Linked DNA regions of Homo sapiens: region 2 is linked to region 1. The links are chromatin loops, found by intact Hi-C in ENCODE. Cell type or tissue: CD14-positive monocyte. All regions are shown on one strand. Links, peaks and the distances in the headings refer to the core of each region. The heading gives the core; the rest is flanking DNA.

Region 1 (11,558 bases), core at 3,559-11,558:
CTCACTGGCCAGGGCCATCCCAACTGGGTCAAGACCTGGGAAGATGGGGCTGAAACTCCTGGAGTCAGGGCTAGGTTAATGGGAAGGTTCCCAGGACACTGCACTCTAGGGTAACCAGCTTCTCCCTGGAGGGAGAGGGTACTGTCTGCATCACCCCATGGTATCACCAAGCAATCAGTGTTGAGTCAACTCCCCCAGGGAGACCAGGTATCCCTGTCCATGAAAATTCCTCCTAGTGGCATAAATGCCCTCTGATAAACTCATCCCCATGACTACATGATGGTTGGTGGGAAAACCAAACCCAAGACGCCGATGTCCTCCAGGGATCCTGCTGCTGGTCACAGGATGTCACTTGTCCCCTTATCTGTGGGGGTGAGGGTGAGGGGTGTGTGGACTCAATGAGCAGATGCCACCAGGGGGAGTGGCCAGAGCTTCCTTCCTCACAGCTGCAGTGGGGGCTGGGGGTAGGGGCATCCCAGGGAGGGGTTTTTGTATGAGCCTGTGTCACAATGTGGCGCTGGGTCTGCTGGCGGGCCTCCTGATGGTTCTTGCCTGTGCCCATGGCAGCAGGTGGGACAGAACAATCCTCAGGCTCCCAGGTGCTTGCCTGGAAGTGCAGCGGCGGCGAGTGGGGCAAGTCTTCCCTCAAGCCCTGGGACAGTATCTGGGTGGGCTGGTTCCCAGACACAATGAAGGTACGTGCAATTTTGTGTCAGCCCTGCTGCTGGGGGTGGGATGTGGGGTTGCTGTCAGTGGCAGCAGCCACAGGCAGATGGCTCTCAGGCTCATGCACTTGGGTTTCCTTTGTCATGGAGCTGGCCTCCTTGGTGCACTGCATTGCCCATTCCCTGGGGTGTAGGACTCTTGTGTGGGCTAGAGTGCTGGAGACGCGGTCAAACCGCTGGTCTAGCCGGCATCATGCTGCTGTAGCCCTCTAAGTGGATAAGGGGAGATGTCAGGGGGGCTCTAGGGATGTGGAGATGCAGGGCTGTTGGGCCCCAGGGCAAGAGGCAATCCTCATGGGGTCTGGGCTCTCAAAATGGCACGTGCTGGAGCTTCTTGGATCTAAAGTGTGTGTGTGGTACCCAGCACGACTCCCTCTGGAACAATGCCATTGCGTGGACAAGTACAGGCAGCATCCTATGCTGTCTCAGGGCCCACAAGAGCTGAGGGGCTCTCCCATGGCCAGGGTTGCAGGAATCTGTGGTGGGAATGTGGACCCCTGGGAATCTCTCACTTACCTTTTCCCCTGCACTGGGGAGCTCATCTGGTCTTGCTTTTCTCTCCTTCCATATCTCGGATGGTTCTGTCACTTCCCCGCTGAATTCCAGCATTCTCTGTTAGATGCTCTATTTGACATGTGATTATCTGTTTTGCTCCTTCTTTGTGGAGGAGACGAATGTTGGGCACCTCTAGTCAGTCACCTTGAAGCTCTTCTCCAAGTGTCATTTTTTTTTTTGAGTTTTAAAGTTGGCCTGTTGGTCTTTTTATTCCGGATACAACTCCTTTGTCAGACGTGTGCGTACTCTAAGTATTTTCAGTTATTTTGTGGGTTGTTTGGTCATTTCCTTTAAGGTGACTTTTGTTGGCTAGAAGTTTTCAATTTTGATGTAGTTCAATATATTGCTTTTTTCTCCTATGATTGGTAATTTTTGTGTCCTCTGTATGAAGACATTGTCTATTCCAAGGAGGTTATATTATATATATACACACACACACACACACACACACACACTATATATATATATACACACACTATATATACACACTATATATACACACACTATATATATACACACTATATATGTATGTGTGTATATATATACATATATGTATACATATATATCTATATATGTATACATATATGTATACATATATATCTATACATATATGTATATATCTATATATGTATACATATATATCTATACATATATGTATATATCTATATATGTATACATATATATCTATACATATATATGGATATATATCTATATATGTATACATATATATCTATACATATATATGGATATATATATCTATATATGTATACATATATATCTATATATATAGCAGGGAAGCCCAAGTCTGTTTCTTCCTATCCAAATGCAGTTCAACAGTTAGGCTTACTTGTCTCTTTCTCATTTATTTATGGGAGCTCTTTTTTTCCTGTTTTGTAATATCTTTTGGACTCCACATTTTCAATTTCATTTGCACTGCCTTTTGATATACAAAATGTGTTTATTATTTTTAGGTTTCCTGTTTTAAGAATGTTCCTCACCTTAAACCACTTGATAGAAAAATAGGAAAAGGTTATAAATAGGCAACTAATTGAAGTTAAAATAACTGATTAGTTAGCACTCCTGTGAGATTTTTCACCAAGGGAATTAGCAAGATATATATATTTTTTGAAAAAGCAACAACTTTTGTTGCTACTGAGCCTGCAGGGGAAACGGTCCTCCTGCTTGTTCCCTGTTGATGGGAATGTGAATTGCTTCAACTTTTTGGAAAGTAACTAATCAGTATCTATTAAAAGTGTAAGTAAACATAGCTATGGCTAAGTTATACCACTACAAAGATTCTGTCCTGTAGAAATGAAACCATCCAGTGTAAAAGATGATTGCTACAACACTATTTGTGGTGGCAAAGAGTACTTAACTTGAATGTCCATCTGAAGGGGAATTGTTGGCTGGATGCAGTGGCTCATGCCTGTAATCCCAGCGCTTTGGGAGGCTGAGGTGAGTAACTTGAAGTCAGGAGTTCAAGACCAGCCTGGGCAACATGGCAAGATCCCATCTCTGAAAAAAATAGGGTGTGGTGGCATGTGCCTGTAGTCCCAGATACTTGGAAGGCAGAGGCAGGAGGATTTCTTTGGCCCAGAAGTTGTTCTTTTAATTTCTGGCCTTACTGAATCACTGGGCCCAGGAATTGCAGGCTGCAGCAAACCATGATAGTGCCACTGCATTTCAGCTTGGGTGACAGAGCAAGAACTTGTCTTAAAAAAAAAAAAGAAAGAAAGAAAGAAAAGAAAAAGCGGGAATTGCTAAGGAAATAAAATACATTCAATATTATAAATTAGGCAGAAATTAAAATAAATACATTTGATCTACATTAGTTAGGCTTAGTAATGTCCACAATGCAGTATAAAGAGAAAAAAGTAAATTGCAATATAATGTAGGATTTCAGTATGTCATTTCAAACAAAACAGACAACAAAACCCTGAAAAGACAATTGAAAGTAAGTCACAAAACCCAGAAGTCATAAGAGAAAAAGAAACAATTTGACTAAATATAAATTAAAGCTTCTGTACAATAAAAGACAACATAAAGTTACAAGGCAAGACATAGACTTTAAGACAAAATACTTGCTATTCATATGCAAATAATAAATATATAGAATATGTAAAGAATATCTGTAAATGAATTAGAGAATTGGTAAAGGATATCAAGTAATTCACAGAAAAAATATGAATAGCTAATAAATACATGCAAATATATACAATCTCACTAGTAAGTGGAGAAATACCAATTTAAAAAATGAAACTATTTTTCAATCATCAAATTGACAAAAATTCACTATGATTGGTAATATACCCTGTAGTCAAGCATGTGAGTAAATAAAAACTCTCATATACTGATGAGAATATAAATTGGCAAATCCTTTTTGAAACATAATTTTTAATCAAAATATTAATGCTTGTACACTTTGCTCCAGTATTCCATTTCTAGGAAAATAAAGAAAATAAAACTAGCAAATATGTCAAAAGATGAATATACAGGTATGTCTATTTGAGTATTGTAGATAATAGCAAATAATTGAAACCAACATGAATGCTCCTTAGTAGAAAAGTGGCCAAATTATAGTGAACTATCCTATGGAACAATAGTGCAGCTATAAGAAGAATGAGGGAGATCTATTTGTACAGATAGGCAAAGATCTCCAAGATATATTTTATGTGTAAAAGCCAGTCACAAAATAACACATAAAGGAAGATTGCATTTTGTAAATGTATGTGTATGTTTACATATGTATATAAATTAATAGAAAAATTACTTACTAGAACATATGCTTTAACTTGTCAACACTTCTTTGGGAAGTTAGTGACAGTAGATGAGAGGATTAGGTTGTCAGTGAAGAGTATTATATTTAATTCTACAGACCCAAGGGCATTGTTTGAATTTTTATAACAATATGATGGATATGTTTCTTTAATTTTTATTATTTTTACCCAGGAAGAGACAGTCTCCAGCATGTGCTGAAAGTGCTCTCTCTTCCATGTTTCTTTTTTGAGATGGAGTCTCACTCTGTCACCCAGGCTGGAGTGCAGTGCTGCGGTCTCGGCTCACTGCAACCTCCGCCTCCCAGGTTCAAACGATTCTCCTGCCTCAGCCTCCTGAGTAGCTGCGACTACAGGCGTGTGCCACCACGCCCAGCTAATTTTTTGTATTTTTAGTAGAGACAGAATTTCACTATGTTGGCCGGGCTGCTCTCGAACTCCTGACCTCGTCATCTGCCCGCCTCATCCTCCCAAAGTGCTGGGATTACAGGTGTGAGCCACCGCGCCCGGCCCTCTTCCATGTTTCTTACGTAATTTATTAAAACATATTTTAGTTTGTTGACTTGCTTACAAAAAGGTGTGTCTTAAACCTCTCTACAATTCTACATAGAGATAATTGTCATTCACTGTGTTAAAACAGAAATAAAGACAGAGAAATACGTATATTCAAGGATGCCAATAAATGTTAATATCTAAAATTGGATTGTGATAATTGTTGCAAAACTCTGTGAATATATTAAAATACACTGAATTATATGCTTTAAATAGATACATTTTATAGTATGTGAATTATATTTTAATGAAGCAGTTAAAAATCAATGGTTTGATGTTTTAGTATTCAGTGACAAATGGCTTTAAGATGTAAGCAATAATTTCCAGTATATTTAAAAGATATTTACAATGGATATTTCTAGTTCACCCCCCTGTCAACTATTAGAAAACATTTTTATATTTTAAATCCTTGAAATAACTGAGTGAAGGTCGCTTCACAGGAGAAGTCACTGTGGTGTAGATGAGAAGGTTACTAGGTGAGGCAGAGTTGGAAGAGGCATTCTTTTCAAATGGAAATCTCTGGAAACTTCAGAAAGCAAGTATGAGGTAGGGAAATTTGCCTGGTGTATTAGTCTGTTCTCACACTGCTAATAAAGACATACCCAAGACTGGGTGATTTATAAAGGAAAGAGGTTTAATGGACCCGCAGTTCAGCATGGCTGAGGAGGCCTCAGGAAACTTACAAGCATGGTGGAAGGGGAAGTAAACACGTCCTTCTTCACAAGGCGGCGAGAGAAAGAAGTGCAAAGCGAAGTAGGGGGAAGCCCCTTATAAAACCATCAGAAACCATCAGATCTCATGAGAACTCACGATCACAACAGCAGCAGCACGGGGATAACCGCCCTCACAATTCAATTACCTCCCACCAGGTCCTTCCCACAACGCGTGGAGATTATGGGAACTACAATCCATGATGAGAGTTGGGTGGGGATACAGCCAAACCATATCACCTGGTCATTTTCTTTTTAAGGCTTCACATATAAGTGAGATCCTATAGCATTTGTCTTTCTGTGTCTGGCTTATTTCACTTAGCATAATGTTCTGCAGGTTCATCCACATTGTTGCAAGTGGCAGGATTTCCTTCATTTTTAGTTCTGAATCGTATTCCATTATGTATATATACAACATTCTCATCATTCATCCATCACAGCACACTTAAATTGTTTCTGTATCTTAGCTCTTGTGAACAGTGCTGCAATGAAAAGTTGAACTCATAGAAGCAGAGAGTAGATGATGGTTGCCTGGGGCGAAGGGGTAGGTAACTGGGGAGGTATTAGTCAGAGTACAAACATTCATAAGATGAATATATTCTGAGGGTGCAAAGGATAGCATGGTGACTGTAGCTAATGATACTGTATTGTGTGCTTGCAATTTACTAAGAGTCTATCAGTTGTTCTCACCACACACACAGAAAAGGTAAACATGTGAGGTGACAGATGTGTTAGTTAACTTGATTGTGGTTACTGTTTCAGAATGTATACATATATCAAATCATCACGTTGTACATCCTAAATATAAACCATTTTCATTTGTTTACTATACCTCAATAAAGCTGGAAAAATAGAATTTAGACCTGTGTGTCTTGTTTGCACACGTAGAGGTCACTTCACAGTTTTATAAATTATCAACTCTTAGTGACACAAAGGAGCAACAAAAGCAAAATATCAAGTCTGTAGTCATCTCATTAGATAAAATTACCAACTGCTCATTTTTTTTTTTTTTTTTTGCCACACAACATACTATAACATGAAAATGGCCGGGCACAGTGGCTCACGCTTGTAATCCCAGCACTTTGGGAGGCCGAGGCAGGTGGATCACGAGGTCAGGAGATCGAGACAATCCTGCCTAACACAGTGAAACCTCGTCTCTATTAAAAATACAAAAAATTAGCCGGGCGTGGTGGCGGGCGCCTGTAGTCCCAGCTACTCGGGAGGCTGAGGCAGGAGAATGGCGTGAACCCGGGAGGCGGAGCTTGCAGTGAGCCGAGATAGCGCCACGGCACTCCAGCCTGGGAGAAAGAGCAAGACTCCCTCTCAAAAAAAAAAAAAAAAAAAAAAAAAAAAAAAAAAAATTAAAATCACTAAAATTATCCTTTGGTTCATTATTAAGAATTATTCATTATTCTAATGGCTCAGATAGAGTTCAGGCATAGTAGCCGTGAATAAAGACCACCACAGCCAGGAGGAGGATGGCGTTGATGTTCACTATTGTCCTCCACGAGGGCCTCTCAGACGTGTCTGTGAGCTTCTTGCTCAAGGCTTCCTCCTCCTCCTTGGTTAGCTTGGGTCCCTTCTGCAAACCGCAGAACAAGTCATAAGCTTTCTTGAGGCATCCACGTGATTTCTCAGGATAATCTGGAACAAAGATAAGCAAATGATTGCAGAAGATCTAGATCACAAAGGAACTAGAAATCCTTGTCAGTGTAGTACCTATGACTGTAAAAAATGATTACAATCAGCTGGGAGTGTTAAGAGGAATCCCTGAGAAAATGTAGATAAATTTAATCATATAAAAACAGGCGACTTTTGCATGGCACGAAGTTCAATAAACAAAGTAAAAACAAATGACAAAATGGGGGAAACGTTCGCATATTCTATTACAAAGGGTTTAATATCTTTAATATATAATGGGTTTCTAAAAATAGGTAAGAAAAGGCTATCAACAGCCCCATGTCAGCATATTAGAGAGATGAATAAACAGTTGAAAGAAAAAAGACACATGGTTCTCAAGCTCACTCAAAAAAGAGAAATGTAAACTAAACCTATACCACTTTCTCATCTATTAGTGGGAAAAATACAGAAGTTTCACAACATACTGTGTTAGTGAGTTTGCGTGGAAACAGGCACTCTTCTATATTGTTGCTAGGGAAGCAAGTCCCCTATGGAGGGGAATTAGTAGCGTATTGCAAAATCATATAGGCATGAACCCTTTGACCCAACAACGGAACTCCACAAAATCTATCCCCAGCTTACACTGGCAAAAATACAGAAAGACTCATGTATATGGCTATCTGTTGCAGCACTGGAAAATTTAATACTTCTAAACTCAAATGTTTATAAAAATCACAATTAACGTAAGATTATATTTAAAAAGAAATGATAATGAAAATTATACAAATTAAAAGCTGTGAGATTTAAAACAGTATTACTTTGAGGGAAATGTATATGGTCTTATTTATGTAGAAAAGAGAAAGAAAAATCAAAAGAAAAGTAAAATTTCCAGATTTACCGGAAATGAATGAGTTAATATCCAACTTAGCAAAAAAAAAAAAAAAAAAAAAAGAATAAACCTAAATAATGTAAATGGAAGAGAATACAAATAAAAACAGAAAGGATGAAATAGAAAAGAAGGAAAATAATAGAAATGACAAAGCCAGAAGTTAGTTCTTTGAGAAAAGCAAACTAGACAAATCTTTAGTAAGATTAAGAAAAACGATAAATCACAAAATATACTAGAGATTGAAAGGATAACACAACTATAGAGGCAGCATAGATGGATAAGTAGACACTATGAATAACTTTATGCCAATATATTTAAAATGTGCACTAAATGGGCACAATCCTAGAAATGTATAATTTTCCAAAAACAATTAATGAAAAAATGGAAACTCTAAATAGTTCTATAGCCATTATATAAATTTGATCAGTAATTAAGATGTGCAACACACACACACACACACACACACACACAGCCCTTATGGTATTATTGGCAAAATACCAAAATTCAATGGCAACATTATTTCAATCTTATTGAAATATTTTCATAAAATGGAAAAATGGGCTAATTTCTGATTCATGCTATGATAACTCTATGATCTGAATACCAAAACCAAAGACTTAGTACAAAACCAGAAAATGATAGGCCAGTCATACTCAGGAATGCTGATATAAAAAATCAAAAGGAACAGAAAGCACTGACTCTTCACTTTGAAGAAACCAAACCAAAACAGACAATTATTGTCCAGTTTAAGACAACATATTGTGAAGTGCTAAACCTTATCTGAGGTTTAAAAAACATTAGGTAAACAAAGAGCCAGGGGGATGACTGATGGAGAAATTTTCATGAAGGAAGTGAGATTAGAACTTAGTTTTAAAGAATAAGCATTTTTTTTCCCCTTGGACAGGAGGTAGAAATATTCTAGGGAGCTTGGCGCATGTGGAAAAGTGAGAAAACCTGTCTGCCTGGAATAGAGGGTATGTTAGAGAAAATACTGAGAAGTAAAGTTGGAGAGAAGGTGGGGCTAGATGCTTATTTGCAGACAATCAAGATTGAACACTTACTATGTAACTAGGAACAGGCGAGTCTGTAACTGTCATCTCAGTAACTATGGATGGATGATGGGTGGACAAACCAACCAATGGACAGGCAGATGAATAGATGGATTTAATATGTTGTCTTGGTTTTTGGAAAGGTAAAAATTTAAAGTTTCAGTTTGTCATAAATCTAACAGCCTTTTCGGAAGCTGGATTTAATGACATTAAAAGAAAACCATAAACAAGCCTGTGCACAGAGTTCCTACATGAAAACCAAATGTAAACCAAATATTACCTTCTTCAACACCATCATCTGTTTCTTCCTGACTTTTCTCTTCTGCATCTATATCGATTCGCTCCTCTGTACTGTTCCGAAGAACCCAGCACAGGCGGTACAGCTGAACAGGGACCATACAAAAGTGCATTAGTAATAGGCAAATGTTTGCAATAGTATAATAGAATGGTACCTTTGTTTATCGTCTGGTGTTTTTAAAAAATCAAACCATACAGGAGAATATAGATCACAAAGAAAAGGCCTCCTACCACACTCACTCATCAAAACACACTAATCATTTTAAATTTTTTTCTGTTTTTAATTCTTTCTGGTTGCTATTTAGAACTTCAAATGATATACTTAAAAATACCTACTTCTGGATTTGTAATTTCAGCAAAGTTGAAGATTTAGCTAACCTACACTATACCCCAGCTTCACTCATTGTCCTTAACATCCAACAGTTATTAGCCACATCATGATTTCCTTCAGTTTATCTAGTGGTTGCTTTTATAACTTTCAAACTATCTTCTTAAATTCTATTTCTGGATCCATCACATTTGGCTGGTATCTATGTACTATTGAATTCCAGTTGCAATTAGTACCCTTACACACTCCTTTTCCTAAACCATCTCCAAACTTCTGTCAGCTATACCATTATTTTAAACTATTATGCTTTATATAATTATTATTTTCTGTAAATATATTAAGATTTCCATGGTTAGTCTGTATGTTGATTTAAGCATTTGAAAATAAATAGAATTGATGCTGTATGTACTGATTGGACACAAGTAAATATCAGCCCTGGGTCATTCTAAGGAAATTGCTCCAAGTATCAATGTTTTTTTTTTGTTTGTTTGTTTTGTTTTCAATAAGAAGGAGTTTCCATCTTGTTGCCCAGCTGGAGTGCAATGGTGCGATCTTGGCTCACTGCAACCTCCGCCTCCTGGGCTCAAGCAATTCTCCTGCCTCAGCCTCACGAGTAGCTGGGGTTACTAAAGGTGACTGCCACCATGCCCGGCTAATCTTTGTATTTTGAGTAGAGACAGGGTTTCACTATGTTTTTGGCCAGGCTGGTTTTAAACTCCTGACCTCAGATGATCCACCCACCTTGGCCTCCCAAAGTGCTGGGATGACAGGCGTGAGCCACTGCGCCCAGCCTATCAATGGTTTTTAAACCTTTATAATCTATCATATTCTAAGTTATACCTCATTTTAATTTGGCTCATGACTTTCTTGTACAAATTTACTAGAATTTGTAATTGGTTTTATTTGTTCTTGATGTAACATATGCCTTTACCTTCTCACTAAGATTCCTAATCATGTCTTCATAAGCTCTTATTCACAGGATTTCTTGTATTAGATCCACTTTCTTTGTTAAAAACTCTCTTCTTGGGAGTCCTTCAATTTCTGTTTAATTACACATAGAGTAATTTCTAGTTTTGCTGAAAGACTATCATCCTGGGACATCTCATTTCTGCACTGGTAGGCTAGATTCACAACAGTTTTCATGACTTTCTCTGAAATAACCATGATATTTATCAGTCTATTTTGAAAGTTAAACCTTGCAGCATATTAATGAGACATTAACATAAATCAGAAAAATGGTCTCACTGGTCCTTCAGACAATATTTTTTTCCTAAAAATTAGTAATAAAATTGGTTACTTCTACTGGCAAATAAGAATTTAACATATATATATTTAAAAACTATGATATGTTTTCTAGTGTTCTTTCATCTAACTCAATATTCAGCGTAAATATTTAGTTAGGAATTTCAGTGACATGTCCTTCGTAAAACATTTTGAGCTGTGCTGTATTTCAGGTTTCCCATCCACACATAATCTACTGGCCACTTCTCAGGAAAATATATAAAGAAGCATTGCTTCAAAAATTGTGAGTGATAAATTCAAAATACATAAAAGCTACACATGTTTAGTCATAAATTCAAACAATTCAAACAGTATTAGTATATAAGCAGTATTTATATTTTAAAAATAATTAGTTAATATTTGCTGGGCCCCTAGAGTGTCTCCCCACTCCCTGAGATGCCTCTTGTTGAAAATCTTAGGTGGATATGCTCTAAGATTTTTTTTTGTATGCTTAGACAAACATCTATATGCCTACATGTGTTTTATTTCAGAAAGCGCTATTATACATTATTATATTATTCTGCACATATTTTTCCACTTAACCATATTATGAACATTTTTTTCCAAAGTGAATAATAGAGCTCCCTCATGTTTCTAAACAGCTGCATAATGTTCAGTGCCCTGTGTTTGTGTGCTCATTCCTTTCATGATGAAATCTGGATTTTCTCCCAGCTATTTCCTATTTGAAAACTTTTGCAGAGAAAATCCTTATACACATATTTTTCCTACTTGAACAAGTATTTATACACAGTAAGCTCCTAAAACTGGGATTGTTGTT
Region 2 (8,000 bases), core at 1-8,000, 79 kb before region 1:
TGGTCATGAGCACAGACCTTGTTCTCAGACCTGATTCCTCCAGGCAGGTTATTTGACATTTATGAACCTCAGTGTTCTCTGAAATGGGGATCATCCCCTGACTTCTGAGGGCAGTTAAATGAGATCAAGCATGTAAAGCTCTTAGCACCAAGCCTAGTGTATGGTGTGTGCTCCATGCATGCTGTGCTGGTTCTTACCGGGTGCCAGAGCTTGTGGAGAAAGCAGCGTGAGCCATCCTGCTTCCCTGCGACTCTCCAGAACCAGCAGCCTAATGTAAGGGGCCGCGTTAAGTATCAGAGAGGGAGAAAGGATCATTTTCATTTACTCAGCATCTCTCAGATATCAAGGACCAGATACCTAAGTATGTTGTCTCATTCAGTTATAAAGGCCCCGTGAAGTGAGTTTCGGTTGCACCTTTCTTTAGGACGGTCAGCTGGGTCTCTCTGCTAAACATCAAGCGCTGTGACACAGGCTCATACAAAAACTACTCCCTAGGACCCCCTATGCCCCCCTCCCCAGCCCCCACCTGCAGCTGTGGTGCAGGAAAGCTGAACCCCTGACTCCGGTGGGCATTTGCTCAGCAGGGTGTCCACAACTCTGCCTGCGCTTCTGAAGCTGAGATGAGACAGTCAGCCCCATGCATACAATGACAGGATGTCTGGAAATGCAGAGGCCCAAGGAAATTCATGTCTGGATCAGGTTTTCCCTTTGATTGTGGCCCAGGAATGGGAATGAGCTCCTGGGAGGGCGTTTGCTTCCCTAAGGAGTGAAGTGGCATGGAAGGGGACAGGGATTCTCTACGTTATAGGGTTGTGGTAACCCTGATCTCTTGGTGACCACAAAGTAAGAGCAGGGAGGCATCCTCAGGTATCCCCAATGCCCCAGAGTCTCAGCAGCCACGGGAAGGTCCAATCTGACCACAACCACAACTCCAGGGGTCTCACTTCCATCCTCTCTGGTGTTGCTTTAGCCTGTAGGCTGAAGATTAACCCCCACCCTAATCGCTTGTGCTATCTATAGATCACAGACAATGGTGTGGAGAAATACTTGCCTTGCTTACCCCCACCTAGTCATGTACCCCATGCTTGCTCAGTCTATCACGACCCTGTCACGTGGACCCCTTAGAGTTGTAAGCCCTTAAAAGGGCCAGGAACTCTTTCTTTGGGGAGCTCGGTTCTGTTCTTATGACGCAAGTCTGCTGACCTCCCGGCCTAATAAAGCCTCTTCCTTCTTTAACCCGGTGTCTGAGGAGTTTTGTCTGTGGCTCATCCTGCTACATTTCTTGGTTCCCTGACCGGGAAGTGAAGCAGCCCCTTAGGTGGCTTAGGCTTGCCCTGTGGAGCATCCCTGCAGGGGACTCTGGCCAGCTTGAGCTACGTGGATCCTGAGCATGCTCCTGGGTAGGCATTTGCCCCGGTGGAATGCCTTGTCAGAGCAGTGCATGGCAGGCCCCAGCAGAGGATCAATGCAGTGGCTGAGCACCGGGAGGGAACTGGCGCTTGGAGTCCGTATATCTGGAACATGGTAGGACTGGTCTTGGGAACTTGCCCACTCCATTTGAGTGGAAGCATGGCCTGATCACCCACAGAGTGCCTTTATCGGCACTTTGGTTTTGGTTTTGATTTTGACTTGGTTTGAATTCCTTGGCAAACGGGCGTGCCTTTGTCGGCACTTTGGTTTTGGTTTTGATTTTGACTTGGTTTGAATTACTTGACAAATGGGCGTGCCTTTATCGGCACTTTGGTTTTGGTTTCGATTTTGACTTGAATTGCTTGACAGGACCTGTCTTGGGAACTTGTCCACTCCATTTGAGTGGAAGCATGGCCTGATCACCCACAGCGTGCCTTTATCAGCACTTTGGTTTTGGTTTTGGTTTTGGTTTTGACTTGGTTTAAATTGCTTGACGAACGGGCGTGTCCTTTATCTGCACTTTGGTTTTGGTTTTGATTCTGATTTGGTGTGAATTCCTTGAACCCATTAACCCACGGGTGGCCCGAATGCATTCAGTCTGTAGCGGCAACTGCTTTGCTGACAGAAGAAAGTAGAAAAATAACTTTTAGAGGAAACCTCATTGTGAGCACACCTCACCAGTTCAGAAGTATCCTAAGTTAAAAAAAAAAAAGCAAAAAGGTAGCTTAATAACTCAAAAATCTTAAAGTATGGGGCTACTCCGTTAGAAAAAGATGATTTAACATAAACCCCTGAAAATTCCCTTAACCCAGAAGATTTCCTAACAGGGAATTTAAATCTTAATTACCATACAAAGATCCGACCAGACCTAGGAGGAACTACCTTCAGGACAGGATGATAGATAGTTCCTCCCAGGTGATTAAGGAGAAAAACCACAATGGGTATTTTGTAATTGAGGAAAACTCTTGTAGAAGTAGAGTTAGGAAAATTGCCTAATAATTGGTCTGCTCAACTTTGCCACCCAGCCAAGCCTTGAAGTACTTACAGAACCAGGAAAAAAAAAAGCCATCTATACCAATTCTAAGTTAATCTGGACTAAACAAAGTCTTATTAATAGCAAAGGATAATTGAAATCCCACACTTACAAGGTTTTCAACAAAAGTAAAGTTGTTTTGCTAAAAGTTAACAGTGTAACGTGTATGATAGTAACTTCTAATCTGTGGCCTTAGACAGTCTAGTCCACAGACCTGAAGGAAGTTTGCTTTGGAAAAGAATGGTTATCATCTTCGAAAAAAAGAAAAAAGAAAAAAAGTGGGGGTGCAGAATTTATATAAAAAGGAATGTTATATGGAAAATTCTTGTCCTGAAATAAATTAACTAGTTGTTTAAGGAAAGGGATGTTTCCAATAAGTCAGAAAGTTGAGACATGTCGAAGAATTGTCTGTGAAAATCATGAAAAAAAGTGTTAGAAAAAGAAATTTATGCAAGAAATGTTGTATAATTTAAATTAATTATCCTCCTGAATGTAAAACTGTTGAAGAAACAGTTTATGTGCAAGGTATATAAGGAAAGTAAAATATGCCTTTGGTAAAAGGATTATAAGGAAGCATAAGAATGTGGATTTTTACCTACATTAAAAGGTTACAAAAATTGTTTTGAAGGTTTAAGCAAGTTTTGAAACATTAATTGTAAAGAAAATTCTGTGTGTAAACATATTGGCTAAAGTTAAAGGGGTATCATCCAGTTTTTCTGTGAACTGGACATTAAAATAAAAACACAACAGATTTTTCTTAAAGCGCTAACCTGCTCTTTGACAAAAATTATAAAAGGTTAAAAAAGTCTATAAAAGGTCAGACATTAAAAATTGAATAAATATGTCTACAAAGTTTTATTAAAACTGTTTAACATTAATAACACTAATATAAAGGTGAAATCTAGCTTATGTGGTATAAACATACAGGAAGCATTGTCAAATATAAAATGGTGTTTGGCTTTCTTCGGTCTAAATGTTGTGCCCGAGCCAGTTAGAAAAACGCCACACTTTGAGATGAACTAAGAGTCCTTTATTAGCCGGCAACCGAGACACGGCTAACGCTCAAAATTCTCTCGGCCCCGAGGGAAGGGCTTGATTAACTTTAATATCTTGGTTTAGGAAGGGGGGGGCGTCTAGTTAAAACAATTTTACAGAAGTTAAGTAGTCAAAAAGTTAAAAGGATAAATGGTTACAGGAAAGTAAACAGTTCCAGGTGCAGGGGCTTTAAGACTATTACAAGGTGATAGACGCGGGGCTTTGGGCGTTATCAATCAGACGAATTCTTGGGGACTGCGGATATAGCTTGCCACAGTATCTTATCAGTTAATTGCATTCTTGGATGTGCTGGGGAGTCAGCTTGCACAAGTTAAGTCCTTGAGGAAGGGTCTGCCAGTGAAAGAGCCAAGATGGAGTTTGTCTGGTTCTCTTAGCTAAGGGAGAAACAAGGCCAGGTGAATAAGGAAAAAACAAGGTTGGGCATTACATAAAAACTAATAAAAATAGGTGCTAAAGGAAATTTCTCAGTAAGAAGGCACCAAGGACTATAAAGTCCACTGCTGATGTCCCCACATTTAAAATAAAAGGTCCATTTCTTAAAAATTATATACTTGATTTATCTCCCACTTTCCTTTCCCTCAAAACTAAAAGTCTTTTAGCACATGTACCACCCCGAGAATTTCCGGTAAACCAGCACCAGCCTGAAGATCATGTTCTCATCAAAGGGTGGAAAGAAGGAAAACTCGAGCTGTATAAACATGTGGCTGCTGGGCCATTGCATGGTCTCTGTTGATGAGGTTCTGAATTTTTAATTGTATATATTTAAATTTATTTAACCATGAAGAGGCACATATATGACTGAGAACCACACTAGACGGGACAGCTCCAGAGATCCAGAAATGAGGAAGACAAGACTCCCCTATCCTGGTGTTTTTTTTTTTGCAGAATCGTTTGCTGCTCTGATCCTAGCATACATTTAAGGTTACTTCCTGGGCATCTGCATAAGAGCCAGTCACTGTGTGGGGCTGGGGATATGACCATGAGGACAATATCCAGGTCCAGAGGGATTCCAGCAGGGGGCGCTCTTGCACCCAGTGGAAGAGCATGGCCCTGCACACCCTGTCTAGACAAGATCACGGCGGCAGGAGCAGAGAGGTAGGGGCAACTCGCTGTCCTCAGGAGCTCACCCTCATCTCCAGGGACCCTGAATCATAAGCTGGGCAGGCTCCAGGATGAGTGTGGGGCTCAATAGGCTGGACAGGCTGTGAAGAAAACCTTTCCACACCTGCACTAGATCCCAGCCCAGGGGTGATCTAGAACTCATCCCTGGGGTGTGTTCATTAAAACATTCATGGGGCCTAACGTGTCTTCCCCAGGACTGAGCTCTGGGATAAGAACAAATGAGGAAGAGACAGTCACTGCCCTGGCAGCAAACACCCATGGCCAGGGTTCCTCTATCCATCTGTGGGAAGACCCCAAGTTTGATACTGAAGATGTTAAACCATCTCCAAAGTAAGTGGAAACTGAGGTGTTGCGGATTCGATGACCTGGACCCTAGGGTCAGTCCCCACCCCTTTGCTGAGCTCACCCTGCACTGGAACTCGTGTCCCTCCCCACTTCCCCTGCTACTCGGGAGCGCTGCCACTGCCCTGGCCAAGAACTGGGGCGTACGTCTAGTTGAAACATATTTCTGGGCCAGACAACCATTGGCCAACAGTGTCTACTGAAGGACCGTTCCCCAGGTGACTTCCAGAAGAGGTGAAAAATGAAAACTTATCTGTCACAGCCCCAGGAAGATCAGGTCTGGGACCTCTCTGTGTCTGGCCTGACCCTGAAGTCCATCCCTACTGACTCGTGTCCTGTCTGCTCTGTGTCAGAAAAGTGGGGACCTGATTCCTGTTCTGCCCCTCTCACCAATTTCTGCTGGTGTCATTGCCATCATCACACAAAGAGATGGGGAAGACATGGTACAATAAGGAAGCTGCTTTCTCGAAGCACTTAGGATGATGTTCACAGCATACTCTCGGCAGACAGGAAGGCCAGGTCCTGCTCACTCCGACTCAGAAGGGGTCTCATATCCTGCCTGGGCCCCGGTGATGATGTTGAACTGATGCCCCTAACCTTGCAACCTTGAGCTTCTCTTCCAACAATGTCCCAATATCCTCATTTTTTTTCCTTCTGATCCTCTAAATCATGTTCCCCTTCAGGTCTAGCATGAGGCTCTCTCTCGCTCTCTCCCATGGAGCCCACTGGGCAGCTGTCCATGAATTCTAAGAACCTCAATGTTGGTAACACTGATATTTTCCTTGAATCATACATAGCAGGGCCCCTGAAGCACCATGGGGAATCTATTCTCTAGAGATGAAAGATGTCTAGGGCAATCTGGTCATGAGAAAATCACTTCTCGGGTGAACAAGTGACATTGCCAAATCAAACAGTTTCATTGTTCTGTTTTGTTCATGGAAAGATACTGACACATACAGGACAATCAAATTCTACTGAAAAGCAATGTATTTCCATAGAATGCCTGCTCCAAAAGAAACCTCAAATCATCATGTGGTCCACTTTATTCACATTCATCATGACTTAAAGCAACTACCTTGGCTTTCTGCGCGTGAAGGTTTTCAGAAGCAAACAAAAACCTATTTCAACAGTAGCATCAACAGGGCATGATGGAGATTCTCCTGTCCCAGTGTTGAGTTTGTCTTCCCCAACCTTGTGAAGCTTGACCTACCCTTTATCCTCCTAGGAAGGAAGCCAAGAGCTCAGCCTGATGCTCAGTCCCTCAAGCAAACCTGTTGTACCCTTTGCATTTTACAGGATTTCCTGAGCAGAGCACACAGAAACTATGACTAGGCTAAGTGAAGAGAGACTGAGTTTCCACATAAACATGGCATTTCCTATCTCTAGTAACATTATCTGAAGATATCTAACATTTGTTAGATGTCATTAGCTTTTTCCTTCCCAGCTTCCTACCACAACTGAGTGTCACATGTGGCTGGGCCAGGGTCTAACTTCAGAGGAACAAGCCCTGCCCCACTCTCTATGCTAAAGATGGCTTGTGGAGGATGAACTCTGAGGCCTTTCCTAGAAAAGGTGGGTGAAGGAGAGAGGTGGCAGGAGTAAAGTATACAGATGAGTCAAATGCTGTGAGGAATAGAAAGGCTAAGCAAGAGGTGACATTTCTTATTTATGTCTTAAATGAAGTTGTTACTGTGTCTTTTTGTATTAACCTATTCTTTAGGTGACTATTTCACATTGACTATGTTCCCCTAGTTGGAAAGCCAAGGCTCGGTCATCATTTCTTTCCACCCCTCTCTGCCTTCCTTCCTTCACCACCAAGGAGGATGGCTCAGCAGCAGCTCAGTCCCTGCTTGTCAACCACCGACCTCCATACACTCCAGCCCCGGTCCACATCCCCCAAGGCTCCTCGTGGGATTCCTAAGCAGCACCAGTGCACTGACTGTCACTCTACTCATTTATTGAAAGAACAGTAGGCAAAATAATTGTATTATATCTTTACTAATCCTTTGTTACAAAGACAAGTAAATAAAAAAAGCCCTTAAAATGCTGCATTTCCCTATTATTTAGAGATAGTGAGTGCTAACCCTGTGATAGTTCTCTTTCTGGTCTTCCCTTTCTTTACACTGTCTGTGCGTCCATTGAGTCGGTGGCTGTTCATGTTCCCACCAGCCCCCGGCAGTGAAACGTCCATCATGGGGGTCAGCACATGGTGAGTGCTGAGCCTCACTACTCTAGCTATGCAGGAGGTCTCCAGTGAGGGTGATGGGTGCCAGGCTAACAACAATGTTGTCCTCTGCATTCTGATGTGGCACTGGCCCTTGTCTGTCTCCTATAGATTGGAGCATTTCTGAGGCTTGAGGTGGTCATGTTATTAAATACAATACAATTATCTTCCTGATTTTCCCCTGCTTTGACCAAGTGCTGAGGAATGACCCCAGCTCTAACAGATGCTGATGTGTACTGTTCTATGTGGTATCTTACCCTTCTCCGAATCTGTGAGCTGACCAAAAGCCTGTGGGCTTTCTATGTGTGTTTCACAGTAATGCCCATGTTAACGCCTGCTGTTCCAGTATCTTTTGCTACCCTGGGTTATGTGACCACTGAGGCCCCCTTGGATGATGGGCAATGTTTGGCATGCTTTATAGGCCATTACAGTTTCAAGTATACACATAAGTGCTGGAACTCCCTGGTGTGGGGACACCTTATCTCATGCCAGAGTGACACAGTTGAGTAACACAGAGCATCAACATTGGGACCCATTTCTGGGTTCATGTTTGCCTCTTCCATTCAGGAGGTTAAAATCTGGGTTCATTCTTTTCTGTACCCTCTCCATCCCACAATATCTAAGTAGGATATTCAACTGGCCTTCCAGTACAGCTGTGATGAGGGAGGAAAGAGGTGATTTATGTGAAGTGTATGGTGGTGGTGGGATTTTTTCTTCCTTTCTATTAGACGAATGACATGACTCGGGAGGCCGAGGTGAGAAGATCACTATAGGCCAGGAATTCAAAAACAGTCACACTTGTACTGTGTTGTG

What was found. Hi-C counts contacts between places; a loop is a spot of excess contacts. Peaks named below come from ENCODE experiments on the same cell type or tissue, not always from the same donor. Only the 100,000 strongest peaks of a DNase experiment are listed, where the experiment ranks them.
Region 2: a loop joins it to region 1, with 3 times the contacts of the local background. A loop is called at or near these places in 6 of 110 quality-filtered maps.

The regions. Positions count from the first base shown.
Region 1 is chr22:32,211,766-32,223,323 of GRCh38, forward strand. SLC5A4 (solute carrier family 5 member 4) reads right to left here. Exons shown (of 15, transcript NM_014227.3): 14 at 9,155-9,257; 15 at 6,699-6,960. The coding sequence ends at 6,749. The region is part of intron 2 of SLC5A4-AS1 (SLC5A4 antisense RNA 1); the gene reads left to right. Among named protein-coding and RNA genes, the nearest start is that of SLC5A4-AS1, 12 kb to the left of the region's middle. RefSeq lists an enhancer at 337-838. In CD14-positive monocyte, for the core only: no CTCF peak of the experiment used is centred there; DNase peaks (open chromatin) are centred at 5,336, 6,896 and 7,466; H3K4me3 peaks cover 1,299 bases; H3K27ac peaks cover 3,272 bases.
Region 2 is chr22:32,136,389-32,144,388 of GRCh38, forward strand. No RefSeq gene overlaps it. Among named protein-coding and RNA genes, the nearest start is that of C22orf42, 19 kb to the right of the region's middle. In CD14-positive monocyte, for the core only: CTCF peaks have their summits at 4,468 (motif pointing right) and 4,714; DNase peaks (open chromatin) are centred at 1,743 and 2,373; H3K4me3 peaks cover 1,927 bases; H3K27ac peaks cover 1,415 bases.